Regions from separate parts of the Homo sapiens genome. Here all the other regions are linked to region 3. Evidence: chromatin loops called from intact Hi-C (ENCODE). Cell type or tissue: ascending aorta. All regions are shown on one strand. Links, peaks and the distances in the headings refer to the core of each region. The heading gives the core; the rest is flanking DNA.

Region 1 (10,798 bases), core at 1,108-9,107, 430 kb before region 3:
GGGAGTGTGTCTTTGTGTATGTATTTGTGTGTATGTGTGCATGGTGGGTGCAGGGATGGACAGGATGGAAGGGAAGGAAACACCTGTGTCTCAGTCCTTTCAGGCTGCTCTAACAGAATACTATAGACTGGGTGACTTATAAACAACAGACATTTATTTCTTACAGCTCTGGAGGCTGAGAGTCCAAGATCAAGGTGTGGCAGATTCAGCATCTGGTGAGAACCTGCTTCCTGGTTCATAGACAGCACCTTCCTGCTGTGTCTTCACATGATGGAAGGGACGAGGGTGCTCTCTCTCTGTGGTCTTTTATACGGAAACTAATCCCATTCATGGGGCTCCACCCTCGTGACCTCATCACCTCCCAAAGGCTCCACCTAACATCATCTGCATGGGGAGGTTAGAACTTCAACATACGAATGTTGAGGGGACCCAAACATTCAGCCCAACTTACTCAGTTCTCTCTCTCTCAGGTTATTACTAAGGAGACACTACACATCACCTCATTATACAGCCAGAATATTCACACAAGGGGGTTGTTCCCAGAAGAGTGCATATAACATGCCCCATTTACATGAGCAATGCATGATACACATACACATATGTCTCCTTGAATATACATTTATATTTCCAGAAAGCACTCGTAAGCTGCTAACAATTTCTGAGGAGGGTGGATCTAGATTACTTTTGATTGTCTTGTTTTACTATTAGTTTTATTTGTTTATTTATTTATTTTAGAGACAGGCTCTCACTGCACCAGGCCGGAGTGCAGTGGTGTGATAATAGGGGCAGCTTCGAACTCTTGGGCCCAGGCAATCGTCCCGCCTCAGCCTCCTGAGTAGCTGGGACTATGAGGTCTTTATATGTTGCCCAGGCTGATCTCAAATTCCTGGTCTCAAGCAGTCCTCCCACCTCAGCCTCCCAAAGTGCTGGGTTACAGATGTGAGCCACCATGCCCAGCCCCACTATTTTTTTTTAAGTATGTACATGTAAGGTTTTTTCCAATAAATCATAACTAATAAAAAAATTTAAAAACCAGAATAAAATAAATAAATGGGAGGAGGGAAGGAAGCTGGGAGGCATCATTAGAGTTGTGTTTTCTCTTGTGTTGATCCCCAGCTGTGCTGGTCCCTTATACTTCAATCATCAAAAGTCAGAAAGCATGAAAGCTCCCAAGAGGGTTATTTATGTCCACAGCACTTTCACAGCGTGTGAGTGAGGAGGCGTCTGCCAGGTAAGCACACTGCTGGGTAATAAGTATCGCTGAGCAACAACAGTCTTGCAGAAATTGTCCAGGGAATAGATTTACATGGAAATAGAATTAGATGTGTCCATGGGAGACTGCTGGGGAAAGGCACATGTATGCAATAATATGCAAATGTGGCTCTAAAACTCTCAATTTGGGCAGATTTTCATTGGACTGACAAGCTCTTCTATGTTGTCTGAGGTTGTTTCAATTGTGGGTTAAGGCCATCTTCCCCTGAACTGTTCAGAAGCACCTCCTCAGTGGTCACCTCTAGGGTCCCTAAGCAATGATCACCTGTAGAGTCCCTGAATGATGATCACTTGTAGGGTCCCTGAACAATGCCCACCTAGGAGAAACGTCATCTGCCATTGGGTGGATCCCCAATCACACAACCATAAATTACCAGGGATGGCTAATTTAAGCACACACATCTTTCCCTTCTCCAAGGATTATCTTTTCAAGCTACCTAAGAAGCCTTTTTCTGCAGTCTGATTGCCCCTGGCTGGGCGCTACTCAATGCTTTATGAGGTGGACCTCTGGACACATGAGGCACCTAGAGATCATTTAAGAACCTGATTGCATTGGGAAATGCATTTGCTGCTTACAGCAGCACATTACAAATACTCTTGGTCAAAACAGAACAAATCGTGAATAGAAAACTCAGGCAAATACTCGAGGAGATCATGAGCTCTCCAGGAATGTTTGTGTTTTCCTTCTTTGCTCATAGCTCAGGGGAATGAGACTGGATCCTGGGTGCCACTGCCTTGAAAATGGAAATGGTTGAAGCATCTCTATCCACAGCCAACCCATCATTCTTCCAGCCGGCCTGTCCAATTGGGAACTCGGACATCCCTGTCAGTTGAAAGCAGTGCTTTAAATCAGCCCTCCCTTCTCAAAGAGTGCAATGTAAACATTCTCAGGCGAAAAGCTAGTCCTAGAGATGAAGTGCTGATCAACAGCCCACGACAAGCCTGGCACAGTGGCTGATGCCTGTAATTCCAGCACTTTAGGGGGCCAAGGAAGGAGGATTGCTTGAGCCTAGGAGTTCAAGGCCAGCCTGGGCAACATAGTAAGACCCCATGTCCACAAAAAAAGAAAGAAAGAAAGAGGGAGAGAGAGAGAAAAGAAGGAAGGAAGGAGGGAAGGAAGGAAGGAGAAAAGAAAAGAAAGAAAGAAAGAAAGAAAGAAAGAAAGAAAGAAAGAAAGAAAGAAAGAAAGAGAAAGAGAGAAAGGATGGCATCCATCAGGATAGCGGGGTATCCAGGCCACTGCTCTTGGGTTCTAAATGACTTCAGCATGAGTGACTGGGGCAATTTAGGATCCTTGAATTCTATCTCCTACCATTTGACTTAAAGATAATGACACTTAACTACTTAATCTTTCCTTTCAAGTCACTCTGAAAGCAACTACAGCACTTAGTGTATCTTTCCTCTACCAAATTATTCTCCATTATGTAACCCATGTCTGTTCTCCTCCTAAACTTGGGATAGCGCGTGTTATCAAAATCCACTGGACCTTGCAGGGTGAGCTCTCCCAGCTGAGCAACTGCCAGTGTCATAGCGGTGATGGTGGTGTGTCTACAGAATAATTCTTCTCATTGCAATGGAGCAGAAAGAGGAGTCTGTCAGGATTTTCCACTGTGTTGTACTCTGCTCACATTTAGACAAAACCCACGGTAGAATCTGCATAGCCAGAGTCTCAATGATTTTGGATCCTTTTGACATATATTTAAGACAGAATACACACACACACACACACACACACACACACACATATATATATATATATTTTTTTTTTTTTTTTTTTTTGAGACAGAGTCTCATTCTGTCACCCACGCTGGAGTGCAGTGGCACGATCTCAGCTCACTGCAACCTCCGCCTCCCGGTTTCAAGCCATTCTCCTGCCTCAGCATCCCGAGTAGAGTAGCTGGGATTACAGGCGCACACCACCATGCCCGGCTAATTTTTGTATTTTTTAGTAGAGACGGGGTTTCACCATGCTGCCCAGGCTGGTCTCGAACTCCTGACCTCAGGTGATTCACCTGCCTCTTCCTCCCAAAGTGCTGGGATTACAGATGTGAGCCACCACACCCGGCCAGAATATAGCTTTTGAAAACACACAACGACATTGGCTACCATAGGCAATGATGTCCACATGCAAAATTGACCTCTAAAAAGATCTTTGGTTGTGGATATCAGTGCTTAATAAACAAGGTTTTTATAACCCAAAACTCCTCAGTCCTCTCATCCAAAGAAAGTATTTGAATATACCCAAAACAATGTGCCTATAATATGACCGCAATCTGTTTCCTGCTACAAGTAAATGCACCTTTAAATGTATAACTATGTCTTTCATTGGTTAACATTTCCCTACATTGATAAATACTACATTTCAAATTATATGCATTTTTAGGACTTTGTTGTCCATTCCTCAATTGAAAATATTTCATTTCCTCACTAAGGATGCAATGCTAATAAAAATGGCCAAGAGCTAAAATATATAAACATCAGTAATTAGTTTTTTCAAGGAAAAATCAATGTGCAAACCCATGTTACAAAGCAATGATTTGATTTTAATAAAGTTAATGGCTATGTAAGCAACCATACCATATTGTTTAGGATGAAATACTTCGTGTGGACAAAGAATTGGAGTACTTTAAAGAGCAACCGGTGACTGCTGTTTGGCCATCACTTTTGAGGACTGGAGTGAGCTGACCTTACATAGAATGTGGAGATCTCAGAAACTCCCCACCAGGTCTCCTATTCATCACTCCACTGGGTTAACCACTTTCTTCAAAAGTCCCTGATAATGGGGAACCCTCTTTTGCATTGAACTTTAGCAGTACGAGTATTCCAAATCCCAGTGTTAATTTCAGATAAAACCAAAGTCCCTCTGCTTGTCTGCTGTATAAGCCAGGAGGTGCACAGTGGAGCCACCTGTTTAAGCTGTAAACTCATTTTCCAGGACAGAAAGGTAGGCTGCTCTCAGCTGTGCACGAAGGGACCAGGAGGAGGGTTGGGGAAATAGCATGGAAGCTGTCCACTCTTGAGAGTTGGAATATTATATCACTGCCATTGTACAGAATTGCCAGTGCATGATGATAATATAAAGAAGATGGACTTTGAGTCTGTTTCGTCATTGTGTTTAGTTCTCCAGAGCTCCTTCTCATGGCGCTCCAGCCTGATTATGATCTTCCCTCCTACGGGCACTACTTTAGTGCCTGCGCCCTGGGGGCTCACTCCCACTACCGCCCAGCCCTACACATCGGCAGCTCCCACCCAGGCATGCCACATCATTGCTACATGATGGGTATCACTGCACATGGTGGGAATCACTGCTGGCATTTTAAAGTGAAGACATTGAGTCTCACAGCAGCTAGACGACTTACTTGAGAGTTCTAGGAACTGGAGGTCAAGTGTTTTAAGTCAATCACACTCAGTTCACCACACCAGATTTTTCTGTATTCTGATAAAGTATTCTGGTAATCTATGTTCTTGACTGTTTCAACAGCAGAGTATTTTTGTCATGTAAAATAGTATCCAGAATCCCAATGTTCATTTCAATTCAAAACCAAAGTCCCTCTGTTGTATGACTTGGAGGACCCCACAGAAGCCTTGAGAAAAGGATTTTGGTTGGACACTGGGGAATGGGGCTCCAGAGATCATCCAGGGCATGCTGAGAAACCACAGACCAGGATTCTGGGCAGTCAAAAACTCCAAGAAGGGATTAAGATATTTGGCAACAAAACAGAGGCTGAGTCTGGCAGGCAAGCATACTAGCCTTGGCTTTATTTGCAACTTTGACTCATTTCAGGCCTATATTGGGAAATGATTCTATTTCCAAAGAGAGCTGGACTTTATTCTCTCAGTTGAGTACTCCCTTCGGGCCAATTCCAAACTTTCTTCATAAAATGTGCTTACATTTCCCTGCCTTTGAATTTCTATGGCCAGAGTTGGCCTTTCTATGAAACTAGGAAGGGAAAAATAATTTTCAAGCCCAAGTTAAATTCTCGTGTGTTTGACCCTATAACTATTGTCCCTGGAAATTTTAGCTTAACCTTAGGACATTGGCAAGCCCCTATGTTACTAATATACGGGTTTCTCCCTGGGATTGTGAGGGAGTTCTCGGAAGCCAGAGAGAGCTTGAACTCTCTCCAAGTCTTCCCTGTTGCCTCACACTGTGGCCTTTTTTAATCTCTCCATCTTTGTTCCTACAGTACAGACAGAATTGCTTTTGCTGCCCAGCTGTCGGTTTCTGTGGTTCTCTGTTGCAGCTGTCCACTGCATAAGTTAGGAGGTGCTTTGGCTTGCGCAGTGGAGCCAGCTGTCCAAGCTGTAAACTCATTTCCCAGGACAGAAAGGTAGACTACTCTCTTCTTCAACAAGTAGGATGCGTTTACCAGATCCAGAGATTTGTGCAAGTCGTTCTGTCCACCCAGGAAGGGCATAGACGGTGAAAATAAATGAAATTGCCAATCTTTTCAAATCCTCTGAAATTGCAACTCCTCTGGGAAATTAGAAATCTCTTCCCAGTCATTCTTCTTGTATTATATAAATCTACGGATGCTCTTGCAGGAAGGACTTCCCTGGGAAACATTGGTGGAATGTTACCTTTGCTGTAGCTTTCTGGCTTTGTCAAAATAGGTACCTTGGAGTTTTTTTTCCAGTTTTTATCGTCACAAGATTTTTTAAATGAACTAAATGTTGGACAATTGAGATAATCCCTTTTTTGGAATTTCTTTCATTTTGGAATCCACAGATACTGGCACGTTATCATTACTCATCAGCATAAGGCAACTCACAGTTGTGTGTGTTGGGCTTCTTACTCTTTTTCCACTCAACACTGTGCTTTCTGGATCTATCCATGATGCATACATAGTGTGTGGCTGCTGACTGCAGGATACTGCTTCCAAGCGTGCATGTATGTGTGTTCTCTTTTGTTTACATTCTGCCTCCTGTTAGCCTTTAAAGCAGACATCCTAACGTATACTTGTTGAACATGTTCATTTAAAATGTATATCATGGTTTTCAGCTCTAGATGCACGTCTACATAATATATTTTTGTTGTATGTGTTCTTGTATAATGGGTAAAGTTGTTCTGTGTAATAGATTACATTCTGCTTCTCACTCCTTTTTCAGTCAACCCTACACTTTCTGGATCTATCCATGATGCACACACAGTGCACACACATAGCAAGTGGCTTCTGACTGCAGGATAATGTTTCCAAGCATTCTGCACATCCCCACTCCCAATGATGTCTCCAGTTCCCAGCCAGAGCACACACCACCGCGGTGAATCCTCTTGTATGTGTGTCTCCTAGTGGACCTGTTGTAAGAATTTATTTGGTTATATGCCCAGAGTAAAAATTTGGGTCATTGGCTATTTTTATACTTAATTGGATTGAACACTATGCATTTTTGCATTGCTCTCATATGGGTCTTTCTGTGGTGTCCCATGCAAATACAAATACATAGATATCTGTGCTTATATCAAAACTATGTTGTCTTGATTACTATGGCTTCTGTGTGTCTTAATATCTATTGGAGCAAGTCTTCTCTCTTTTTTTTTTTTTTTTTTTTTTTTTGAGACAGAGCCTCACTCTGCGGCCCAGGCTGGAGTGCAGTGGTGCGATCTCCGCTCACTGCAACCTCCGCCTCCTGGGTTCACGCCATTCTCCTGCCTCAGCCGCCTGAGCAGCTGGGACTACAGGCGCCCGCCACCACGCCCAGCGAATTTTGTTTTTGTACGGAGTTTCACCGTGTTAGTCAGGATGGTCTCGATCTCCTGACCTCGTGATCCACCCGCCTTGGCCTCCTAAAGTGCTGGGATTACAGGCATGAGCCACCGCGCCCGGCCGCAAGTCTTCTCTTTTTTGCTATTTCAATCATATTTTTGTCATTTTCATAGAAATTTATTCTTAAATACAAATTTTAGATTAGGTCCATCAAGTTTCTAAAAGAAATCCAACTGAAATACTGAATTTACAGATTAGAAGAATTAACATCTCTGTATTAAAATTGCCCCACCTCAGGAAAAAAAAAAATATCTACCTTGTATGTCCTTAATAAGATCTTTATGTGTTTCTCCATAGACATTATACATAAAGATACTTGAAAGATTTTGTTGCTTCTGTGAATGGTACCATGTTTCGCTATATAGCCAAATTCCTGGTGTACAGAATTGTTTCTGTTTTTTGTAAGCATACATTGCTTCCAGTAACCTTGTTGAACTCTTTCTCATTATAATATTTTGCCTATTGATTTAGTTGGGTTTTGTGGGTAAAAGATTGTTTCATCTGAAATTAGGTAGTACAAGAAGTCCTATACCTTACTATAAAGAAAGTAAAAGAAATCAGAAGTGTAAAGATCAAGCTACTTTGGCATATGCTGTGAGTTTGCAACGCATATTGTTAGCTGGTTATAGAGGTCTATCTAACTATAATGTCTCAAGCTTAATCATTATATCATTCAGAACTTTTACAATGTTGCTTTTTTATCAGTTTGATATAACCATTTCCTAGAGGAATGTTACCTTCTCAAACAACTATTGTTCATAAATCTATTTCTCCTTGAATATATGCTCACAATGATTGAGTCTTCTTATAGTATTTTCCCTTCTATAATATCATATTTTTGTGCCTTTTAATACTTATGTCTTGAATTCTATTGTGTCAGAGTTTAATTTTGTGACTCCTGCATTCATTGGTTCATAATTGACACTCTCCTATTTTCATGCTTTCTCTATCTTTTGATAAACATACTTCTTACCAGAACAGCAAACATTGTTGAATCTTATTTTGTGATTCAGTCACTTAACCTCCATCTTTTAATTGATGACTATAGCATATTTAAATTTTCATATTGATTTGTTTCTTCCATCTTATTTCATGTTTGCCATTTGCTATACTTTACGTTTGTTTTTATTTTTCTTTCCTGCTTTCTATTAGACAGATGAAGGGGTTTTTCCCTCCTCCTGCTGATTTAAATATAATACATTTTTCTTCTGTTCATGGCCATCCTTTATTAAGATCTATATTTACTTTGATTTCTTAAATTATTTAGAATCTAGATCTTTCTTCTATCAAGACACACATTTGAGTAAGTTATCATATCTTTTTGATCTCCCCACTGTGTTGCCCACTGTTTGGTATTGCCTAGAATTTGAGTTCTGATTTGTTGAGATACACTGTGCCTGTTTCTTTCTTTTCTTACCCTGGTTTTTGTTAGACAATAATTAATGTACCTAACATAGATTACTACCTTTCTTCTATATTTGGTACAACCTTCTCTTGAAGTTGAGCTCTTCTTCCCAGCCTATTTTGAAAGTGGATTTTTGTCTGGAAAACCTTTTGAAGACTGTCAAGCCTGAAAATATTTTTATTACACTCTCCCATTTAAGTGACGATTTGGCTGGATACACAGTCTTTAGGTTCAAAGTGATTTTAAAATATTACCCTGGCTTAGCATTCATGTTGAGAATTATGTTACCCATTTGATTCTTGTTTTTTGGAAGTCTGCTGCTTTCTCCCTAGACCTTCTGAAATTCCCTTTGTTTTGGCATTTTTGATTTTCACTCTTTCTATGGTTTGAATGTCCCCTTCAAAGCTCATGTTGAAACTTAATTCCCAATATGGCAGTATTGAGAGGTGGGGCGTTTAGGAGATGATTGGGTCATGAGGGCTCTGCCTTCACGAATGCGTTAATCCGTTCACGGATTATCAGATTAATAGGCTGATGGATTAATGGGTTATCATGGGGACTGGTGGCTCCATAAGAATAGAAAGAGAGACCTGAGCTAGCAAGTGCACATACTCAGCCCCATCTCCATGCAATGCCCTGTGCCAGCTCAGGACTTTGCAGAGAGTCCCCACCAGGAAGAAGGCTCTCACCAGATGTGGCCTCTTGACCTTGGACTTCTCAGCCTCCATAACTATAAGAGAGAAATCTCTTTTCTTTATAAATTACCCAGTTTCAGATATTCTGTTATAAGCAACAGAAAATGCACTAAGACAGCTATAATATGCCTAGGTGTGAAGTTTTTATTTATTTATCATGTTGGGAGCTCTGAATCATTTCCATCTAAGACCTAAGATCCCTTTCTTTTCTTTCTTTTTTTAAAATAATGGAGACTTTTCTTCATTATTTTTTTTCAAACAATGTCTCCCTTCCAATTTTTCTCAGACTTTCTGGGTCTCCTCTATTTGTTGCTAGTTACATTTGTATTCCCCACATCCTTGACATTTCTATTATAATTCTTTTCTTTTTAGTTTTTCGTGGCATTTTATAGGTAGTACAAGAAGTCCTATACCTTACTATAAAGAAAGTAAAAGAAATGAGAAGTGTAAGGATCAAGCTACTTTGGCACCTACCTCGCAGCCCACCCATTCGTTCTTCAGCAGGATTCATTCTGCAGCTCAGCCAAACACTTGTGTGCATTATTTGAAGTATTATGAATTCATAACTACATATTTCTACTTGGCTCATTTGCATGACTTACAATTTTGTGTTTATATTGCCACACTCATTGAGCTTATTCATTATGTTTACATTTTTGGGCCATCTCTTTCTGTCATTATGCTTCTATGGGTATATGTTTTTCAGTTTGCTTTCTTAGCGCTTCTGCGTTTTGGGTGTCTAGTTATTTTAGTCAGTGCGTGTATGCTATGTAAGGACAGGGTTCTCACCTGGGGGTAATGCTTCCCTGCAGGGGACATTTGGCAATCTTGGAGTTACTTTTGGTTGTCACAACTGGGTGAAGGGAGATGCTACTGGCATCTAGTGTGCGGAGGCCAAGGATGCTGCTCAACACCTAGTGACACAAAGGACAGTCCCCACCACACACACACACACACACACACCAAAGAATTATCTGGCCCCAAATGTCACTACTGCTGAGGCTGAGAAACCCTGAGCTAGCAGCCTCAGCTGCTCCCTGTGACGAGAGGCTGAGTCCCAAGGGAGAAAGCCCCTAGCAGCACAGAACCACCTTGAACACTTCCTTTCCCTCAGCAACACAGGGCAACCCTCTGGTCAGAGTTTTCCCTAATGCTCCTGTCTACATTTTGTCTCCCTGAGTCTGAGGTTCATCAGGGCTGAGTTTTGGAAGGGGTGCTGGCAGGAGGAAATGTCTAAGGAGGGCAGGTCAGCCCCTGGGAACAACCTTTTCGTAAATTCCTCACTTCAGTGAGGATCCTGTGCTGCCCTGATCTGATAAGCCCCCACAAAGAACAGTGTCCTGGGCTCTTGCAATCAATTCCTTATAGTAGAGGGGCAGACAATGACTCCCCCAGAGCAAACCAGGGGAGAGGTAAGAGGAGAAATTCATTCTTTCTGCCCATTCTCTCACTGCATCTTCAACTGCCTGGCCCTAGCTTCATGAAGCATCTTGCCCTCTTCCATCATTTGCAGTCCATGGTTGTTGTTGAAGGCAGGAAGCAGCAGCCCAGGCTGCTTGGCCAGTTTCACAGGAATCCCATCAACTTAAAAAATATATATGGGTGCCTTATGAAAACTAAGATATTCTGAATGTTTCTATAACTTCTAGTCTTCATAAATG
Region 2 (10,798 bases), core at 1,243-9,242, 190 kb after region 3:
GAACGTCTGTGCATGTGTGTATGTGTGTGAGTGTGTGTGTGAGAGAGAGGAGAGACGGGCGGGGGAGGGGAGAGAGAGAGAAAAGAGAGAGAGAGAAAAAAAAACACAGCCTCTTTGTAATACCTGGTTGACTCAGTGAAGTCTGGCTCTCTGAGCTTTACTGAATTCCTCCTTACTTATTTTGGGGCCGGAGGTGGAGATGAGTTCAAAAGTAGATAAAATTTGCCTGTTACCTAAATGAGCAGAATAGATTGCGCATAATCTTTTCTAGATGAAGCCTGTGTTTTTGGCATTCTGCTCTCAAGTCCTCTGAGCTGATCTGAGAGTGAACTGGAGTGTTAAGTTGAGAGAGATGTTGATGACTCTGGTGTGGTCTTTTCCTTTCGGAGAAGTGGAGGTGAAACGACTTGCCCGGGGTCCCTGGGAAGCAGAGCTTGTGCCAAGATGTAATTTTTCGGTTCTAAGCCCTGTGGTTTTTCTTCTGCAGCAAGGTGGGTACCCTTTTTCTGTAAGGGACCAGAGAGTATGGATTTTAGGATTTTGGGGCCAGTCTTGGCAACTATTCACCTCTGCAACTCAGCCACATTGTGAGAAGGCAGCCCTGCACATTGCATAAACAAACAAATGTGGCTGTATTCCAATAAAACTCCATTTATGGCCACTGACTTTTGAATTTCATAGAATATTCTGTAAGCATGTGTCAGCAGCTTCCCCTGTGCAGGTCCATGCTCAGAGGTAGTCGCGTTGGGGAAAGTTGCTTTCTGCCCTCCTGGAGTTGATAGACTTGTGGGGAGGCAGATACTGGAAAGCAGCCACAGACACACCAAAGGGGGGAGTCAGTCCCCTGTCATGGGAATTGTGATGGGGAGCGCCCTCCCCTGTGCATTTAGAAAGGCCCCGCCACACGGAACCACTGGGAAGCTGAGGCTTGGAGATTGCGTGGGATTTGAGATGAGCCAGGCGTGGGCAGGGAGATCGCACAGGGGAAAGGAGGATCGCCGTGGATCACACAGGACAAAGGAGGTCCTGACCTGTCCACCCCCAAAGCCCTTTGCTTCCCTAGCCCACGTTGGTGTAGGGTGGGCCGAGAGGGGGCGCAGTGTGAGGAGTGACTGTAGCTGCAGCTCAGCAGCGTCTCAGGAGAAGCCAGCTGTCTCTACTCACCACGGGAGTTTATTTCCAGTGTGGGAGAGGGACTCTTGAGAGAGAAGGACAAGATGCCCGTTTGCCCTACAGATTCCTTTGAGGAAAATTCCTATAGGGGTCTCGTCTCTGTTGTATTTATTGTAGTACGACCTTTTTTTAAGTGATTCACCATAATCTCTCTAGGCCGTATTTAGGCACTGACCCTAAATGTGCGTTAAAAAAAAAGGTTTGGGATATTTTGGTTTATTTATTTGTGTGTATGTATATAGTTGTTAAATTGGTGTCCTTGGGGTGGGGGTTGATCGGTGGAACCTTATCTTCTCTGCTTTCTTGCTCCACCCCATATTTTGGTTTGTTTTTGTTAGAGGTCGGCAAACCTTTTGTTGTCAATGGCCAGATAATAAATATTTTGTGGTTTTTAAACCCTGTAGTCTCTGGGTGTTATATGGCAAAAGCAGCCATTGACAACATGTGAGTGACTGAGTGTGTTTATTTATGGGCACTGAGGTGCTGGGATCCCATATTCACACTGTTCCGCCACCATCACCGCCATTCATAACTCCCAAACTTTTTCTTTTTCTTGGTGGAGGAGTGGAGCAGGGTCTTGCTCTGTTGCTCAGGCTGGAGTGCATCACGGCTCCCTACAGCCTTAACGATCCTCCCATGTCAGCCTCCCGAGTAGCTGGGACCACAGGTGCGCATCACCACGCCAGGCTGATTTTTTAACTTTTCTGTAGAGACGTGGTCTCCTTAGGTTGCCCAGGCTGGCATCAAACTCCTGGCCTCAAGCATTCCACCCACTCCTGCCTCCCAAAGTGTTGGGATTACAGGTGGGAGCCACCGTGCCCAGCCTCAGAAATTTTTCATTATCCCAACCCGAAACCTGGTCCCCATGAAACAGTAACTCCCCATTCTCCCTTCCCCCGCAGCCCCTGGCACCCACCGTTCTATTTTCTGTGTCTGTGGATTTGACTAGTCTGAGGTGCCTCATGTCAGTGGAGTCATGCTCTGTTTGTCCTTTTGTGTCTGGCTTTTTTCACTTAGCATAATGTCCTTGAGGTTCTCCCATGTTGTAGCCTGTGTCAGGACATTTGCAGCTCAGTTCATTTCCGAGGAATTGTCCTATATGCAGGGGGTCTTAGGAACACAGGTAACTTCACTTCCCATTTGAAGAGCGAGGAGTTCTCCCGAGGCCCTGAACAGGAATAGAGACTGTGAGGCATTGGCGTTTGGAAGGAAGTGTCTCTGAAATAGAAACGACTGTCAGATGAAGAGGGACAGTTCAGTATGGTACCCGGGCCTGCCTTTCCAGACGTCCCCAGCCTCTTTGCCTAGTTCCCACTCTGGGCCCCTGGGCAGGTGACCCGCAGCTGCACATGGGTTTCCTGGGAAGCCACAGTGCTGAGGATCTTGGGAGAGAGGCTCAGGATCAGAGTCTGGGGAGTGCAGGAGCTTGCGGGGGGAGGGGGTGGGGTCAGTGGGGGCGGGGGGTGCTGCTTTGGGGATTGGGAGGAGTGGACTGGGGCGGGGTCACAGAGTCTTTAGCTGAACCCATGGGTGCTCTGGGTCTCGGCTTGTCCTGACTCAAGTCAAGGGGCCCAGGCCTTTGTAAAGGTCCACATTGCCCATTCACTGGGGCCTGGCTTTGGGTGAGGGTGGCAGCTGGAGATGGGGGGAAGCCCTGAACGGGAATCTTGGCCACACACTGCTATATCCGCGACACCAAATTCTATCCCACCTGTTGTTGGCTGTTCTGGAAACCAGCACTGAAAAATACGGAGTGGAAAAGTTTTCTGATTTTTTTTTTCCTGCTTTGTTTGGGTTTTTTGGAAAACAATTTCAAAATTAGCATATGGCTTGTTAAAATTAAATCACAAAGGAAGTGCCTATGGTAACGTTTTGATCAGGCTCTAGGTCTGTGTGAACCACGGCCCATATTTGAAAATCCAGCTTTATTGGGACATAGCCATGCCCATTGCTTTCTGTGTCCTCTGTGGCTGCTTTAGTGTGCCACCAGGGCAGACTTGGGTGGGTTGCAGCAGAGATGGCATGGCCCTCAAGGTCCAAGATGTTTACTCTCTTGCCGGTCCTCTGTTATCTCTGGTCTTTGTGGTTGCCACAGTTTTCTTGGATCCAGGAGTTAAAGGCAGTCCTGAGGGATGATGGCCTCATCTCCGCAGTTGCCTGGAATGCTGAATTTCAGACGTGCTAAAGGAGGGGTTGCAGACATTGTGTGGAATGCATTCAGACCCCAGATGTGGGTGCAGGAAGGCAGGCATGGCACAGCCAGGTAGAGACTGGTTTCCAGGCCCAAGCAGCCTTCAGCAGCTGTGCGCCTTGTTTCTGATGTTGTTTGGGAGTAAGAATAATGTAGACATGGGGGGTCATGAGGCTCAGGGTAAAAACTTCAAGGAAACCTCCATGGCATGGTTGGGCGCAGTGACTCATGCCTGTAACCCCAGCACTGTGGAATGCCAAGGTGGAAGGATCGCTTGAGGCCAAGAGTTGGAGACCAGCCTGGGCAACATAAGGAGACCCTGTCTCTACCAAAAAAAAAAAAAAAAAATGACCAGGTATGGTGGCGCACACCTGTGGTCCCAGCTACTCAGGAGGCTGAGGCGGGAGCCTGGGAGGTTGAGGCTGCAGTGAGCTGTGATTGCACCATGGCACTCCAGCCTGGACCACAGAGCAAGACCCTGTCTCAAAGAAAGAAAGAGAGAGATAGAAAGAGAGAAAGAAACCTCCATGGCAGATGCATGGAGGAATGGGTTAATATCTAGAAATACGCTGAGTGGTGGAGTAAAGAAAACCCACAATAGAATACCTGATGAATGTGGGGAAAGCACTTCTGAGCTCCTCTAGTTTTAGAAGACCTAAAAAGACGATTTAAAAAAACAAACAGGAGAGCCCTGTTATTGTTGATGTCTTCCAAAACGAACGTGCATTTATAAGCCAGGTGGCATTTTAATGTCACGAGGGGGTCCATTCTCCCATCTGTCTCCTTTGCTTTTGTTAGAGTCAGTAGCTTCTAGGTCTGCTTGACATTGGAGAGGATACTGAATGCAGAAAATTTTGTTTAATTATAATGATTTGATTTTTTCCTTCTGTATTCAAGTTTGCCTGCTTCTAATGAATTGGCAGAAATGAAGAGCTTGCTCAGATTTTGCCAGGACCATTTAAAAGCAATTAAAATCAATTTAGTTATTAAATTTGAAATTATTGTCTGGCTAAATGATAGTTTAAAATTCAATTTATACTGGCACTTACTTTTTAATGAACAGACCACATCACACATTTTTATGTTCTCAAATTATCTGTGGCTTTAAAGCTGTAAAAAAAGGTGCTCTTTTAAAAAAGCCCTGCATGTTTCCTTTTTCCTCTCTACTTCCGCTAAAATATTTACATGTTTCTTTTAAAATAAGGTGAGAAAATCCCCTTGACTTCTCAATTTTAAGAAACTATACTTATCTTTTCATCACAAATGTTCATTTATCTGTGTTGAAGTCAACCCAAGAAATCTTAAAATATAACGGAAAGAAAATGTTTCTGGATTTTTTCCCGAGAATACATATACTTTTAAATGGCACGTTTTACCCATTGACTTTAATTCCTCCCTCCCTCCATTACATTTTTAGATGTGTTCAATGAAACGTAGTCCTCCCCCTTTAAAAAAATGGACCGAGCATCACGTGTGAGGCTGCAAAGAGGCTCCCTGCCAAAGCATCTTATCTGCCGCTGGTAAAGCCCCGCCCCTCCGTCAGCAGCTAACCCTTGAGCGGGATGTGTGCTTGTGCCGGGTGCATTGCATTAAGAGAATGCAACTGAATAGAGAAGGATCAGGACCTTTTGTGCAGAGGTGGGGAGTGTTAAAAAGGGGGAGGCCTGGGTGGGAGGGTGGAGTTAGTGGGAGATGGGTATGCTTAGTGCTTAAATTCCCTGCATTCCCTAACACGAATTTAAGAAACTCACACAGTAAATGAGTCAGGGAGAGGGAGAGACAGGGAGAGAGGGAGGGGAGAGGGAGAGTTCCTTTCATTCATGACAGGATGAACTTTGCATGCTTCAGAACAATTTACATTTTTCCTTATTTCTAGGTACTTTTTTGAACTAAGAACCTGGAGGGTGTGTGTGTGTGTGTGTGTGTGTGTGTGTGTGTGTGTGTGTGTGTGTTGGTGTGTGTTGGTGGTGGGGTTTTTTTGCCTTATATTTCATAAATATTTCTTGGTTGATTAAATGTCAATAATCGCTCATTTCTGGTTTGTAAAGCTGTTACCTGATCCTTGAATACCACGAATATTTTGTACATTCTAAATAATTGAGAGAAAATAACAACGACAACAAAAAGACACAAATAAAAAGCATCTCCGCTTATTTAAGAAGAGTAGATCTGTGCGGGGCGCTGTGGCTCATGTCTGTAATACCAGCACTTTGGGAGGCCGAGGCGGGAGGATCCCTTGAGTCCAGGAGTTCGAGACCAGCCTGGGCAACATAATGAGAGGCTCTTTTTTTTTTCTTTTTGAGACACGGTCTCATTCTGTCGCCCAGACTGGAGTACAGTGGCACTATCTCAGCTCACCGCAACCTCCACCTCCTGGGTTCAAGTGATTCTCCTGCCTCAGTCCCCCTAGTAGCTGGGATTATGGGCGCGCACCACTACCACCCGGCTAATTTTTGTATTTTTAGTAGAGGTGGGGTTTCGCCATGTTGGCCAGGCTGGTCTCGAATTCCTGACCTTAAATGATCCACACCCTCCTTGGCCTCCCAAAGTGCTGGGATTACAGGTGTGAGCCACCACACTGGGGCGCAAGAGCACGTCTTTTAAAATCAGTGCTGTCTGTGGGGTGGGAGGGGAGGAGAAGTAGATCTGGCCATGCTGAAAGGTTCGTGCAGTGGCCTCCTGAGCTGCGCACATGCTTCTGGAGCTTTGGGTGGACATTTAGTCTGCATGTGGATCTCTGTCCAAGCCTGCACTGGGAGCCCCTGCCCCAGGAAGCGAAGGCTGCATTTCTTTTATGTCAATTAACAGATTTCTGCCCCACCCTGGACATCTGAGCGTTAACTGATTTGTAAGGGAGGGGTGAGGGAGGGTAAAATTACAATTCTATATCTTAACATTGGGGGTGAAGCATTTTTACCCTAGAGGAATTCTATCCAAACACATTAAACACTCTTAATAAGGGACAAAGGGTTGGGACGTAGCGGTTAGGGGGCAAGCCCATGAGCCTCACTCCTTGTGCTCTCTCTCCAGGAATTGGAGAGGGAATCCTTTTGCTTAGCATTCCCACGCCTCCCACGGGCCTGGCACTGGGCCCGCGGGCTTGCCTTAGTCTCCTGGGCTGCCCTAACGCAGCACCACGTGCCGGGCGGCTGTAACAGCAGCCCGTAATTCTCCCACAGTCCTGGAGGTTCTAAGTCCCAGATCGAGGGGTCAGCAGGGTTGGTTCCTCCCTAGGCCTCTCTCCTGGGCTTGTAGATACTGTCTTCTCCCTGGGTCCTAACAAGGTCATCCCTCTGTGTGTGTCTGTGTCCCCTCATCTCTAGTCCTGTTGGATTAGGGCCCGTCCTAATGACCTCATTTTACCTTAGTTACCTCTTGAATGGCCCTAACTCCAAATGAACAGTCACATTCTGAGGTCCTGGGGCTTAAGGCTTCAGCATATGAGTTGGGAGTAGGGATGTAATATGCCTAATGTCCAGAACAGGAAAATCCATAGAGGCAGAAAGTGGGTTCCTGCTTGCCAGGGCTGGGGACGGGCAGTGTGGGGTGACTGCTAGCCAGCACAGGGTTTCTTCTGGAAGTGATGAAAGTGTTCTGGAATTAGACAGCGGTTGCAAAATTCTGAATGTATTAAAAACCACTGAATTGTACATTTTGAAAGAGTGAATTTCATGGTATGTGAATTATATCTCAGTAAAGTTGTTATAAACAAAAACTGTGAGGGTAAGAGGTAAAAGGAAGGGAGTTGAAAGCAGCATCAGGTGTGAACAGCCCATAATTCAGCCCATAGACGAGCGCGAACTCCTAGCACAGCTGTCTGTTGAAGATGTGCGTGAATGCTTGCTTTCCGCACCCTTCGGCCTGCTTTTCTCTACTCTCCAATTTCATCATACATTCTCTTCCTTCCTCCCCCTCCCCACTTTTTCAAAACGTTTCTTCTAGTCCTTACTTGTGGCTACACAAAATTCCATAAACATAATGCTGCAGTTCAAAGAAGTGTTCTGATGGTAGGGAGATAACTTAGGAAAATATTTTACCTTTGGGGAAGTTTTGGTTTCCTTCTGAGTGAAAACCCTCCATGAAAGAGAAACTTAAATGCAGTTTTCAAATGCTCCTGAGACATTCCCAGCCTTTTCTTTGTGGAGAAGTGAAGGCAGGACAATTTCCAAGGCAAAGAGGGACCTATCGCAGACAGCAGACCCCAAGTAAAGAAAGGCACAGTGATGGTGGGTATTCGTGCAGTGTTTTGAAAATGTGGAGGTCAGGGATGCTAGCTTACCAGGCCAGCATGATCAAGTTACGAGAAATGGAGACCAGGACACTACCTCTGCTGGGTGTGCTGCTCCGGGCTCCTTCGAAAGGGGAAGCAGCTGGTGGACTTCCTTGGGCTGTGGTTAAATGGGGCTCCCATAGGTGCCATGAAGGCTCTGCAGAGCCAGGGATGCTTGCACCCTGGAGAGACCTTGCTCCAGGAGCTCAGGAGCTGGTAGGGGTGGTGACAGTGAAGCACCGGCTTGCCGTGCCCAGTGCTTGGGCAGTGCTGAGCTCCGAGGGAGGAACCCAGAACCATGCGGGAGCAAGGGAGGGAGGCAGGCGAGGAGAAGGGTTGCCCAGGAGCCTGCAGGTCGGGTCGGTGTTGTATCAAATTGTCTTTTCCTGCTTTGCTGTCTGATCCCACTAAAGACTAGCCAGAGAGATGTGGAGGTGAAAAATGGTGGACAGCCATTTTTCTCCCTTTCACTGTGTCTACAATGTCTGTTTCATATCAACAGCAACATCTGTGCAGGCATCCTAATGAGTATAAATAATGTCTTCAGAAAACTGGGTTTGTGAGGCTCCTGTCATCTGAATTTCTTTCATCATTTAAGTGATGATTTTTTACTCATTGACATACAGTTGTTATTTAGTGGCCACGTATTATTCGTATAGGGTTCTTTATGTGCTTTCTGTGTACATTTGTTTTCGTGCTCATCGTATTTCAGTGTGGCTTATATATAATAAGATGCACCTGTTCTTAGCTATTGTGGACTTTTTTTTAAAAAAAGGTTTATAGAGATATGATTCACATACCAAACACCCATTTAAGTGCCTAATTCAACAGTTCTTAATACCCTAATTTAAAAAAAAAATACAGTGTTGAGTATTTTCCTTTTCTCGTTTTTCACTAAAGTAGACTCAGGATTGGGGTTATCTGTCAGTCCCTTGGTTTGATTCTTGGCTGCCAGTGTTTACTGGGGACGGATGTTGGTACCTCCCTTAATAGGATATTGTTACAGCATTTTACAAATTCTGGTTAAAAAAAGTCCCACATGAGATCTCCCCTCTTCCCCCCTCTCTGAGTGTAGGCATTGTCAGCTGCAGTTGTCCAGCATCTCCAGGACTCTTTTCATTTGCGGGATGGAAACAATGTACCCTCTGAACAACTCCTCCCTGTTTCTCCTCCCTCCAGCTCCTGGCAACCACTATTCCACTCCCTGCTTCTTTGAATTTCACAACTTGAGGTAGCTTGTGTAAGTGGAATTATTTTAAAAGCTGGTTCATGTTAAAGTGCTTAGAACAGAGCTTGGTGAGCATCCGGTCAACAGTAAGTACTTTTATTATTCTTTTTATATTACTCTTTTTTTTTAAAGAGGCCAGACACATGGGCTTCTGTCTTTTCACAGCTTGGGATCTGTGCAGACCCAGGCTTCCAGAAGCCATCCCACTTGAATTCTTACTCCCTTTTCCCCTAAAAAGAAGCTCTGAAATCCTAATTGTCAAGAAGGCTTTGCCTGCTGTGCATGCCTGAGTAATGTTATTTTTGTCATTATTTGAGAGACAGAGAGGAAGCTTCCAGTCCCCTGTAAGGAAACGAAATCATCGTGCACAGATGTGGTTCTGTTTATAGAGGGAAGGAAATGGAGGTGAAGAGTGTGTGTGGCTTGCAGCCAGGCTTGCGAGTGTGCAGAGGAATAAACTTTTTTGCCTCCAGAGTTTTAACTGGAAATGTGTCTGAATTCTACCTCCTGGGCACACTGGCCTGAGGTCTCCCCTGCATACCTGATCGTGAAAGTCTTCGGGTGTGTTTGTAAACACGCAGCCCCCCTGATGTGAGAGTCAGCACAAACTTCTAAAGATGCGATGATGAATTCTATCAGAGAAGTCTTTCTGGTTTTGTGAAAATAACCTTGCACTCTTTAATTATATCCAAATGATCAAATCTGGCTCTGATGTCTTGTCAAAATTAATGTTAAAGGACAGTGCCCTTTATATTTTACTTGTCTGGGTATAAACATCCTAGTCTTTAAAGTTGAGTCTGTAGGACTACCTCTCTACTTGATTACTCTGAAAAGAGTGTATAGAGTGAGTTTTTAAAATGGAATTAGTGTGCATACGAGGAACAGAGTGACATTTAACAAATCCTTCAATAGATAGTGCTGGTATGAGGATTGGTGAAACTAGAGGTAGGGAATGAGCATTTTTGGTTCTGTATCATATTCCCAAGACATTTTCAAATGATTCACCCTTTGCCATCAGAATGGTTTGAAATCGATCAGCCTGAATCCACTAATGTGGGCTGCGGCACATGAATTTTAACACTAGAAGCACACGGTTGTGCTGTGTTTCAAATGAACTCTGGCCATTTGAAGTGAGCAGGCATAGGCAGTCTTCTGTCCTGTGATAACCTCAGTACATATCCTTTCTGTTTTTTAAAGTACCTTACAAGCTGCTGCATTACAGTCGTTATTATTGGGCCATTACAAAAAGCTGTCCAATTTTAAGTGTCTTGGATAATTCTTGTTTGCCCCAGCATCAGAATTGAGCATTTTTTTTTTTTTTTAGATGGAGTCTTGCTCTGTCACCAGGCTGGAATGCAGTGGCGTGATCTCGGCTCACTGCAACCTCCACCTCCCGGGTTCAAGCGATTCTTCTGCGTCAGCCTCCGGAGTAGCTGGGACTACAGGCATGCACCACGATGCCCAGCTAATTTTTGTATTTTTTAGTAGAGATGAGGTTTCACCATGTGGGCCAGCATGGTCTCGATCTCTTGACCTTGTGATCTGCCTGCCTTGGCCTCCGAAAGTGCTGGGATTACAGGAGTGAGCCATTGTGCCTGGCCAAAATTGAGCACTTTTATCATGTAGTATTCATGTCTTACTGGCAATGCCCTGTAAAGTTAAATAAGTTACATTTGTCTTGCACAGGTAATAATTATGAGGTAATTTCCACAGAATCCAAGGGCCTCATTGACTTTGCTATAAAATCAAAACAGTGAATTCTGATAAGACTAGACGCATGTTACTCTTAAATTGGGCTGTCTCCTGGCCACTGTTGTGCCTTTAACCTCAGCAGAAGGGGAGCTGGGCTGCAGAGTGAAATTACCCGGAGGTCAAATATTGCTAATTTGACTTTTATCATAGAGACATTTTCTCCTCTCGCACCAAGGCAGTGGCT
Region 3 (10,798 bases), core at 1,318-9,317:
TACAGCCGCCCCAGGAAATGAACACAGATTCACATCGTCAGATGCGTATTTCAGAAACATTACTGCGGCTTCTGTAGAGGAATATAGCTTGAACCAAAAGAGGCAAGCGTTAAAGGGAGACCAATCAGGAAAACTAACGCAATAATTCAGATGAGAACTGAAAACATCCGGTTCCACACAAGGACAACAAAGATGAGGTTTAAGGCAAAGGACTTGCACAGACATCGTCAGATTGTCTCATGTGGGGAAGGGAGAGCACAAAGACAAGGATAGGAGGTACTAGAGGGGTGCAGGGCACAAGCGCGGGTGACCTGGAAAAAACAGGACAACTGGGCCCTGGAACGGCAGGCATGAAGGGCATGGATGTAGATAAGGTTCCTTGCTGCTAAGCTAAGAAATGAAAGAACTTCCTGCCCAATGACCTCCATAAAGAGGCAAAGCCATCTGCTGAGAATGTGCAGGGAAGGGGTTGGGGGAAGCACTGATCATTTAACAAAGGATGGAAGACAGGGCTAAAGAGGGATGCATAGAATCGCTTGCTCTCAGGAGGGCCCAGCTGGGGTTGAAGATCACAATGCTGTAGTAACACAGATTTGCTCAGTTATGCAATTTTTCCTTAGCAGCCATCAACTGCTTGGATGTGGACCAAGGAAGGCAGATGGCTGGGCTGATTCAAGACTGGGCTTCTGCACAGAGTGATGCACATTTCAGTTTGTTTCCAATATGAGCTCTGTTGCACTGATCGACTTCAATGAATTCTCTACAGTAAACATCCAGTACACAAGGTACTCTCTAACGGATACATTGCGTACCGTCATATGTGGGATGCTATGATAGCATTGAGAATGAATGAGCTACAGTGACAGCAGATAGGAACATTGCACATACAACGCTGGTGACAGATGCAAGACCCCAGAAGATACATGCTGTATGATTCCATTAATACAAAATTAATTCTTTTTGAGAATGCGCACATAGAGAAAATGATTAAAAAAAAAAAAGTAAGGAGATGATTTCCCCAAAAGCCCAAATAGTGGTGGCTTCCGATGGTGAGAGACTTCTAGCGCAATGATAATCGCAGGAGGCTCCTGAGCAAATGGCAATGTTCTGCCTCTTCACTTGGGAAATCACTGGTTCAATAACATGTATATGTCTCTGGAATGCTCTTTAACACTTATAGGTCATAAGTCACAACAAAAAATGAAAGGGAAGGAGGAAAATGCTCTGTGGCTCCAACAGCATCAAATTATATATATATATATATATATTTTTTTTTTTTAATTTTATTTTTTATTTTTTATTTTTTTGAGACGGAGTTTCACTCTTGTTGCCCAGGCTGGCATGTAATGGTGCGATCTCAGCTCACCGCAACCTCCTTCCCGGGTTCAAGCCATTCTCCTGCCTCAGCCTCCTGCATAGCTGGGATTACAGGCATGTGTCACCACACCCGGCTAATTTTGTATTTTTAATAGAGACGGGGTTTCTCCATGTTGGTCAGGCTGGTCTCAAACTCCCGACCTCAGGTGATCACCCGCCTCGGCCTTCCAAAGTGCTGGGATTACAGGCGTGAGCCTTCGTGCCTGGCCTATAATTTTAATACTCAACAAAATAGAGGTTAGTATTTCAATAAGCCAAGAACATTTTTCAGTCATAAGCATTTGAAACTAAAGTCAAATGGGGCTACAAGAAAGAAAGAGAAAGGAAAGAAAGAAAGAAAGAAAGAAAGAAAGAAAGAAAGAAAGAAAGAAAGAAAGAAAGAAAGAAAGAAAGAAAGAAAGAAAAGAGAATAGAAAAGAAGAGAAGAGAAAAGAGAAAAGAAAAAAGAAAAGAAACACATTGGTTCACATAACTGCAAATGTCATGTGTGGTCTTCAGGCTTGGCTAGATCCAGGTATTCCCATGCTATCCAGAGAGGTGTCACCCCTTAGCTCCATATTCCTCAGTACCATTTTCGGTCTCAAGGAGTGATAAGAATGATGGGATTTTTTTCCTCACTGGGTTTACTGGTACCTGTTTAGCAACCCTAGCAAAAAGAACAAACAAACAAAAACAAAAACAAACCTTTGTCAAGAATTCTAATAGAAGCCCAGATCTGGCTGTCTCTGGGTCACGATTTGGGTTAAGAAGTCACCGTAGACAAGAAATATGAGATGCCGTTTGGCCAGACCTGGGCCCCCGGCGCTGGAGCTCTGTATCTCAGGGACTGAGAATAACAGCCTGTGTTCCCCCAGAGAAAACTTGAGTTGTTTTAACCGAAAGATAGAGGCCGAACACGGAGTCAGACAAAAACTACCCACGTCCACTACACATATTTTCACCTTCCTTTGGTGCTATCACCAAGCAGCAAATTTCCGTTCATTTCTCACTCGTATATTTCAAACACCTTCCTTCTCTTCCAACCCTCCCTGACTTAAGAAGCTAAGGCAAACAAAATAAAATACACACAAAAGAAGCAGGAGTTTAGAAGCAGGAAACAAAAGGCATGAAAGAATGAGTGAATGATTCCATTTCCCCTGCCTCTGGCCTCTAGTGAATCACCTACTGGAAGTTTGTGCAAAAAGTCTGCATTCACTCAGGTACGGAATTCCTAGGAACCCTCATAGAGATTCCTGCTGGCGTAGTTCCATAGAAGAGAAGACTTGGCGCCTCCAGGGACTCTCGGCTGTTCCTTAAACAGAGATGAGCACCATCCTGGCTAACACGGTGAAACTCCGTCTCTACTAAAAAAATACAAAAAATTAGCCCGGCGTGGTGGCGGGCGCCTGCAGTCCCAGCTACTCGGGAGGCTGAGGCAGGAGAATGGCGTGAACCCGGGAGGCGGAGCTTGCAGTGAGCCGAGATCGCGCCACTGCGCTCCAGCCTGGGCAACAGAGCGAGACTCCGTCTCAAAAAAAAAAAAAAAAAAAAAAAGAGAAAGGTGGGCTTGAATAAAGGGGGAAAGATCGTGAATGGCCCGAAGGACTCCGGAGTGTCCTGGACAAAGTGGGATTCCCCCAGAGGGAAAGGACAAACTCTGCCTACAGCTGACCAAGCCAGCCGGCTCCCCCAGGGCTTTGCCAGGAAAATCACCACCACAAATGTCTCCACCATCATGTCTGTGGTTCCTTGAATCCTTTATGCTTCTGTTGAAACTGCCAAGGCAGGACTTGAAGGCTTCGCTGTGCAAATTCAAAAGCATTCTGAGATCATCAACTCTCTGAAGTCACCACCATTTGGAACCAAACCTTAAAAGAAGCCACCGAGATGGAAGCTCCAATACACTTTCGCCTCTGGTCATCTCCTTCCTGAGAAAATTCATGATATCAGATCATCCACAACTTTGATATTTCTCCCCACATTTCTGAGTTTTTCAGTGGCCAAGGAGAAGACTCCGTCTGTTTCTTAATAATTACTGATAATCGTTTCACCACAAAAGATACTACTTTGGATAAACAAGCTTTGTGGTTTCTGTCAAGTACAAACAACGAAGATTAAATTAGCATCTTGAAAACCCACAGGGTGAGCTTGCTCCTCCCCTCCTTTAAGTCTGCAGAATTACCTGGGGCTCCCTCCCAGGTGCCAAGCACACAGATGTGAGCAAGACACTGAGACACCACTGCTGCCCTGCGCTATCACTAGGGAATCCTGTGTCCCTAGCAGCTTATCCAGCTGGCTCTCAGGCTATGGTGAAACTGCAATACAGAAGGAATATTCCAAAAGAGAATTAAAAATGCAGCTGTCATATGGGCGACAGGCCCAAGTCTAGCAGTTAACAGCTACCCCGCCCCCACCCCGCCCACTTCCCTGGGAGCAGCCCTGCTCTCCAGTCTGCAAACCCAGGGGCTGAGGGGCCGGGGCATCCCGAGGCCTGGATGCCCAAGGGATGCAAACTCCTTCCCCACCCTCTCTGCTTCCCTTATCAAGCCTCCTAAGTGTTCTCCCCATCCCATAATGGGGAATAATCCCTAAAATTCAAGGGCTGAAGCTCTAATCCCCACTACCTTTTGGAATGTGACCGTATTTGGAAACAGGATCTCTAAGGAGGTAATTAAATTAAAATGAGGTCATTAGGGTGGGCCCTGGTCCAGTAGTACTGGAGTCCTTATAAGAAGAGGCGATGAGGACACAGGCACACACAGAGGGACGACCATGGGAGGATACAGGCCGTCTACAAGCCACCGAGAGGGGCTGCGGGAGAAAGCAGCCCTGTGACACTTGGGTTTCAAACATGTGGCCTCCAGAATGTGAGGGAATCCCTGTCTGCTACTCTGGCATGGCAGCCCTAGCCGGCTCATACGGGCCCATCCCCCACTCGCCATCTCAACGTGGAGACCCTACAGGAACTCATGGCCCGGGAAGGCCTTTTGGTCCCCTCACCCCTATTTTCAAAGCCCACACAGTTAAAATGCAGGGGGGCTTCTTGCTCTTAAGACTGAAATGGTGCAGCTCCCTACACCCGTCTGTGTCCACGGCCATCCCCAGTATAGCAAACTTACATGTGACACCCAGCTCGGTATTTCCCCTCTCAGGTCCCCCTTCCCCCTCCTACAGACACATCCCCAAACCCTTTTAAGATGTTGCATAACCTGGCTCCGGAAGCCAATAGAGTTTTTACTGAATCTGGCTTCACATAACCCAACAGATTGTGAACTAGACATTTGCCAACTTTTCCCCCGTGCCAGACCATTTTTAAGTTATGTGTGCACAGAATGGCATTTAAAGGACTTAAATAACTCTCCAGGGGGAGAAAAGAGCAGAAAATAGCCCACAAGGCTCCTATAAACGGGGGCAGGAACAGCAGAAACAGAATTTGGGGCGAGTGTTCTGCTTGTTTTTAGTTGCGGCGGGAGGGGCTTTTCTATTAGGTTGTGTTTTTGTTGTTTTTGCTTTGGGGGTGAAAAAAGGGGACAGAGAACAGAAAGGAACCTAGTTTATAGTGACAGCTGTTTAGGAAAGTCATTTCTAGATTAGAGGGGAGAGCCCCTAGGGGCTGCTTCTAGATTCCACTCCTTGGGGTTGGAGGGGCCGGGTGAGCAGGCTTTGGGGAGTGCCTGGGTGACTACCCCAACCCTGCCTCAACGGCACCCCCTCCCTGTGCACCGACAAATAAATGGTGGCTGTAAAAAAAAAAAGAAATAAATGTTTTTTTAAGCAGTGCTTCCTGTTATGTTCAAGGAAGACTAGGGCCGTTTTATTATTAAGCAATTTTCTCTTTTTAAGTAAACACACACACGACCACATTGCTGCAAGGCTAAAATCTCTTGCCTTACTCAAGCATCGACGTTTTCAATCTCCTATTTTCTCAAGCCCTCAATGAAGCCTTCCAAGAGCTTGCCTATGTTTAATTTGCATTCCGAAACAGAAAATCTAATGTGTTTTAACATTGTCTGCTTCAGCTGAAAAGGAAACTGTAAATTTATACAGTCTGGTTTAAAAAAAAAAAAATTGGCCATTGCATCTAAATGAGTCTCCTCCGGAAAGAGGCTGGGTGGCGCCCCTCCCCCTCCTCCCTCTTTCACTTCCCCTCCCGCTTCTCCCTCTTTCACTTCCCCTCCCCCTCCTCCCTTTTTCACTTCCCCTTGTCCTCCCTCCCTCACCTCCCATCCCCCTCCCTCCTCCTCCCCTCCCCCTCTGCTTTTCACCCCCTCCCTCCTCCTCCCCTCCCCCTCTGCTTTTTACCCTCCCCCTGCTCCTTCCCACCTCCCCTCCCCCTCCCCCGCTGCTTTCACCCCCTCCCTCCTTCCCTCCCCCTCTGCTTTCACCCCTCCCTCTTCCTCCCCTCCCCCTCTGCTTTTTACCCTCCCCCTCCTTCTCCCCTCCACCTCTCCCCTCCCCATCCTTCTCTGCTTTTCACCCCCTCCCTCCTCCCCCCTCCTCCTCCGTTTTGCACCCCTCTCTCCTCCTTCTCCTCCCCTTCCCCCTCCTCCTCTGCTTTTCATCCCCTCTCTGTCCCTCCCTCCCCCCTCCTAGCCTCCTCTCCCTGCATTGGAGTTTAGGCCACAGCCTCCCTCCTCCCTCTTAGTCTTCCAGCCTCCTCCCCTCCCCTCCCCTCTCTTCTCCTCCCCTCCCCCAGGATCAGACTCGGGGCCGGTCTGTGCCAGCGCCCTACGTGGACTGGGAAAGAATTACCGAGGACCTTAGAAGAGCTGCGCACTCGCAGCGCCCCGCCCCCACGCCGCCGGCCGCCCGCGCGGGTGTCTCCCTGTGCTCCCAAAACACGGCTCAGGTTCACCGGGTCCTCCCCCGGGGATCTCAGGGCTGTTGGGGGGTGCTGTGGTTCCCAGAACGCCGCGACACTCTGAAACAGGAAAGGGGACGGCAGAGGGGTCCTGCTGCGGGGGAGCCCTTGAGAAGGCCTGGGTGGAGAGGGACTTGGGGACAGAGGTAAAGAAGGGAGTCTCTGGGGGTGAGGAAGTGCCTGGGAAGGGCACGAGGAGGAGTTGGGGAAGGGAAAATCAGGCCCAAAGTTTTAGGGCTCTGTCTCTACTGAAGGTCAAAAAGGGTTCCTGCAGGGCAGTGGGAGACCTGCTCCTGACGACCCCGTCCTATAATTAAATCCCTGAGTAAGAACACTCCAGAGTTGGGGCTCAGTAGCTGCCGTGTGCACCTGCGCATCAGATGCCCCCTAAGCGTACCCCTGGAAGCCTCTGATTCTGTGTCATCACGGCAGGAGGGGATTCGAGGAGTTTTGGAAGACGCCAGGATGACGTTCTTAAGCCATCTGATGGGTGAAGGGGCTTCTTCACTTCGCTGTGGCTTCACTACTTAGATGTTAAAGCGGCTTCTCTTCCTAATAAAAAACAAAGTGTAGCCACTTTTCTGTCCAAGAAAATAAAAATTCCCAGAGAAAACCAACGTTGACGTTTGCATTCACGACGTGCCTGTCGTTTTCCTCTGTGTGGAAGAATTTTCCCATCCAAAAATGGGAGTTGAGGATGGAGGTGAGGTAAATAATAAAATCGGGCTCACTCTGTATAAATAGTTCAGCATTCCGATTTGGTTACCTAGTATTAAAAAATAAATATTTTTCTAGGTCACTAAATATTTTTCAAAATTATACTTTAAATGAGGGCTTAAATTCCACCGCGTGGAATTGTATATGCCAGAATGTAGTAACCATATCCCTCTTGCACAGTATTCCTCTTGTTTAACATTTAAGGACGGTATCCTAAGTTATTCCCCATTGTGTAGTCACATAAGTCACCTTTTTCTTCACTAGCTTCAGTGCAAGAAATGAATACAGTTTCCTCTGCACCATGGGTCCGTCTGTTGCCATTGCCTGCACTGGGGTTGTTTGGAATTCCTGTCTGAAACTTTCTAGAGTTAAAGGCAGAAAACATTGGCCAAGTTTCCAAGCCTAAAGCTGATTCTTGACCTTAGTTAGACCTTATGTCAGAAAAGAGGGTGACAGCTACTTGGGAAGCTGAGGTGGGAGGATTGCTTGAGCCTGGGAGGTTGAGGCTGCAGTAAGTCATGATCGTGCCACTGTGCTCACGCCTGGGTGACAAAGCGAGACCCTATCTCAACAAAAAAAAAAAAAAGAAAGAAAAGAAAAGAGGGTGAGCAAAACAGGACAGTAGGGGGTGCTCCAGGTGTCTGGGGGGGGGGCATCGCCAATATCCTAATATCCCAGAGCCTCGGGAGGAGCCCTCTCTCCCAAAGCACTGCCCGCCACATTCTGGGGATGTCCTGCAAAGCCTAAATATTGGCGGTGGGGAGTGGAAATGTTCCCTTCTGTTATATTCTCTACTAGAGTGTTTTGCATGTTGATATATATACATATGTGCATTTCAGCAAGATGGTGGATTTTATTTTTTCTTATTTTTGAGATGGAGACTCGCTCTATTCCCCAGGCTGGAGTGCAGTGGCACGATCTCAGCTCACTGCAACCTCCACCTTCCAGGTTCAGGCAATTCTACTGCCTCAGCCTCCTGAGTAGCTGAGATTACAGGTGCCCACCACCATGCCCAGCTAATTTTTGTATTTTTAGTAGAGATGGTGTTTCACCATGTTAGCCAGGCTGGTCTTGAATTCCTGACCTCAAGTGATCCGCCCGCCTCGGCCTCCCAAAGTGCTAGAATTACAGGCGTGAACCAGGACACCCGGCCCTGAGTGACATTTTTTTTTCCTTCTTTGAGATGGAGTCTCGCTCTGTCACCAGGCTGGAGTGCAGTGGCGCCATCTCAGTTCACTGCTCCCTTGAACCTCCAACTCCCTGGTTCAAGGGATTCTCCTGCCTCAGTCTCCCGAGTAGCTGGGACTACAGGCACGCGCCACCACGCCGAGCTAATTTTTGTATTTTTAGTTGAGACGGGGTTTCACTATGAAGGCCAGGATGGTCTCATGATCCACCGACCTCGGGCTCCCAAAGGGCTGGGATTAAGGGTGTGAGCCACCGTGTCAGGCCAAAATGAAAGGCACAAATCTCAATGTGGGACATGATTTTTGGCATCACAGTGAAAGAAAACAGTCACGTGTTAATGATGAACTTCACAGGCCTCAAAGCTCATGGCCTGAGTTTATGAAGAGTCCCCCAGGAGATTGGTGGTTGGCTTGAAGGAACCTCTCTTTTTGTGTTCATCACACAACTTGATGAGGAATATTGAATATTGAACATAAAAAGAAGAAATTTGAGAACAATACACAGCCTTGCCTTCCACAAATCATCACCCCTTGACTTCCATTTCTTTAGTAAGAAAGAATTAACTCCAGAGCCATTCTGGTATCTTCAGAATGCTGGTTCGCATAGTGGACCTTCAGTTCTTTTAATCAATAATCAATAATTTAATCAATCATATCAATGTTACAATGTGATCAACCATATCTGTCTACCCAAGAGAAATGAAAACATGCATCCACAGATTCCTAGATGAAAGCTCACAGCAGTATCACCCATGAGAGCCAAAAAGTGGAAACAATCCAAATGCCCATCAATGGATACGTGGATATACAAAATGTGCTCTATCCATACAATGGATGTTATTCAGCCATAAAAAGAAATGAAGTTCTGAAATGCCAAAACGTGGTTGAACCTTGAAAACACTATGCCAAGATGCAAAAAGGCTACATATCGTATGATTTATTTTATAAGAAATGTCCAGAACAGGCTAGAGACAGAAAGTAGAACAGTGGTTGTTGCTGGTGAGGGGAGGAGAAGGATGGGAAGAGACTGCCAGTGGGCACAAGGTTTCTTTCTTTCTTTTCTTTTTTTCTTTTTTGAGACGGGTCCTTGCTCTGTTGCCCAGGCTGGCGCGCAGTGGCTCAATCACAGCCCACTGCAGCCTCAACTTCACAGGCTCAATTGATCCTCCTACCTCAGCCTCGCTAATAGCTGGGACCACAGGGGCACACCACCACACCTGGCTAATATTTGTATTTTTGTAGAGATGGGGTTTCTCCACATTGCCCAGGCTGGTCTCAAACTCCTGGACTCAAACGATCCCCTCGCTTCAGCCTCCCAAAGTGCTGGAATTACAGGCAGGAGCCACTGAGCCCAGCCTGCGCCAGGTTTCTTTTTGGGGTGATGGAAATGTTCTAAAATTAGATTACCATCAGGATTGCACAACTCTGTAAATTACTAAAAACAAAACAATGAATTATGCAGTTACAATGGGTGAATTTTACGCTATGTAAATTGTATCTCAAGAAACTCTTCTAGAGTTTGATTAACTCTCAAGTTTAAAAATGTTATAGCGTTGGCCGGGTACAGTGGATTACTCCTGTAATGCTAGCACTTGGGGCTGCCGAGGCAGGTAGATCGCTTGAGCTCAGGAGTTCGAGACTAGCCCAGACAACACGGCAAGACCCTTGTCTCTTAAAAAAAAAACACAATAAAAAGTTATAGTGTAACAGATCATTTTTGCAGGCACTGTCTCCAAGTGAAAAAAGGCCCCTATTATAGACCTATTAAAGGCAAAATACCTTCAGGATAGGCCACTCTAAAGCTAGCATGTGCTAGAGCAAATCTGTGACAAATCCTGGCTTTTTCTTCAAGACCATTTCTCTGCTTTCCTACTTGGGTCTAAGCCCTCGTTGCTTTGGGAATGCACTTGAGCTCAGTCCTTCCAGCCTTTTCTGCCTTCCTGCTGGTTCCCAAGACACTCTGCACCAGATCATCTTTGCCATGGTGTTTCGCTGCCTTTCCCATATGCCATACAAAATCATCCATAAATTGCTGGGCACGGTGGCTCACGCCTATAATCCCAGCACTTTAGGAGGCTGAGGCAGGCGGATCTCTTGAGGCCAGGAGTTTGAGACCAGCCTGGCTAACATAGCAAAACCCTGTCCCTACTAAAAATACAAAAATTAGCTGGGCGTGGTGGCACATGCCTGTAATCCCAGCTACTCGGGAGGCTGAGGCAGGAGAATCCCTTGAACCAGGGAGGTGGAAGTTGCAGTGAGCTGAGATGGCGTCACTGAACTCCAGCCTGGGAGACCCAGCAAGACTCTGTCTTTAAAATAATAATAATAAATATAATAATAATAATAAATATATAATTATTATATATATAATTATATATAAATATATATAAATAATAATAAATAATAAAATAATAATAATAATAATACCAATCCATCCATTTATGTCACTGGCGATGTATGAGGTTAAGCCCGGCCTCCTTAGGCTCTCCTTGAACTAACCTCATCTGACTAGCGTGAGCTGTTTGGTGGTTCCTTCTCCCCCAGGAAACTCCCATCCACAGTAAGAAGTACATTTCACACAGAAACACAAGACCCACATACACATATATGTGACCAAAATGTGACATGATGCTCATGAACTTATCCTTCCCCTTGCCATGGGCTCATTCTATAATTT

The links. A loop is a pair of places that touch in the nucleus more often than their neighbours do. Peaks named below come from ENCODE experiments on the same cell type or tissue, not always from the same donor. Only the 100,000 strongest peaks of a DNase experiment are listed, where the experiment ranks them.
Region 1: a loop joins it to region 3, with 4 times the contacts of the local background. A loop is called at or near these places in 2 of 110 quality-filtered maps.
Region 2: a loop joins it to region 3, with 6 times the contacts of the local background. A loop is called at or near these places in 6 of 110 quality-filtered maps.

What each region holds. Positions count from the first base shown.
Region 1 is chrX:8,908,821-8,919,618 of GRCh38, forward strand. No RefSeq gene overlaps it. Among named protein-coding and RNA genes, the nearest start is that of LINC03114, 13 kb to the right of the region's middle. In ascending aorta, for the core only: no CTCF peak of the experiment used is centred there; DNase peaks (open chromatin) are centred at 5,001 and 5,401; H3K4me3 peaks cover 830 bases; H3K27ac peaks cover 1,800 bases.
Region 2 is chrX:9,526,087-9,536,884 of GRCh38, forward strand. All of the region lies in intron 2 of TBL1X (transducin beta like 1 X-linked), which reads left to right. Among named protein-coding and RNA genes, the nearest start is that of TBL1X, 66 kb to the left of the region's middle. RefSeq lists enhancers at 326-375, 4,729-5,300, 6,442-7,011 and silencers at 4,723-5,017, 4,844-4,913. In ascending aorta, for the core only: no CTCF peak of the experiment used is centred there; DNase peaks (open chromatin) are centred at 4,925 and 6,473.
Region 3 is chrX:9,336,618-9,347,415 of GRCh38, forward strand. No RefSeq gene overlaps it. Among named protein-coding and RNA genes, the nearest start is that of TBL1X, 120 kb to the right of the region's middle. RefSeq lists an enhancer at 5,383-5,442. In ascending aorta, for the core only: no CTCF peak of the experiment used is centred there; DNase peaks (open chromatin) are centred at 4,200, 4,594, 5,494, 6,064 and 3 weaker places; H3K4me3 peaks cover 2,996 bases; H3K27ac peaks cover 5,490 bases.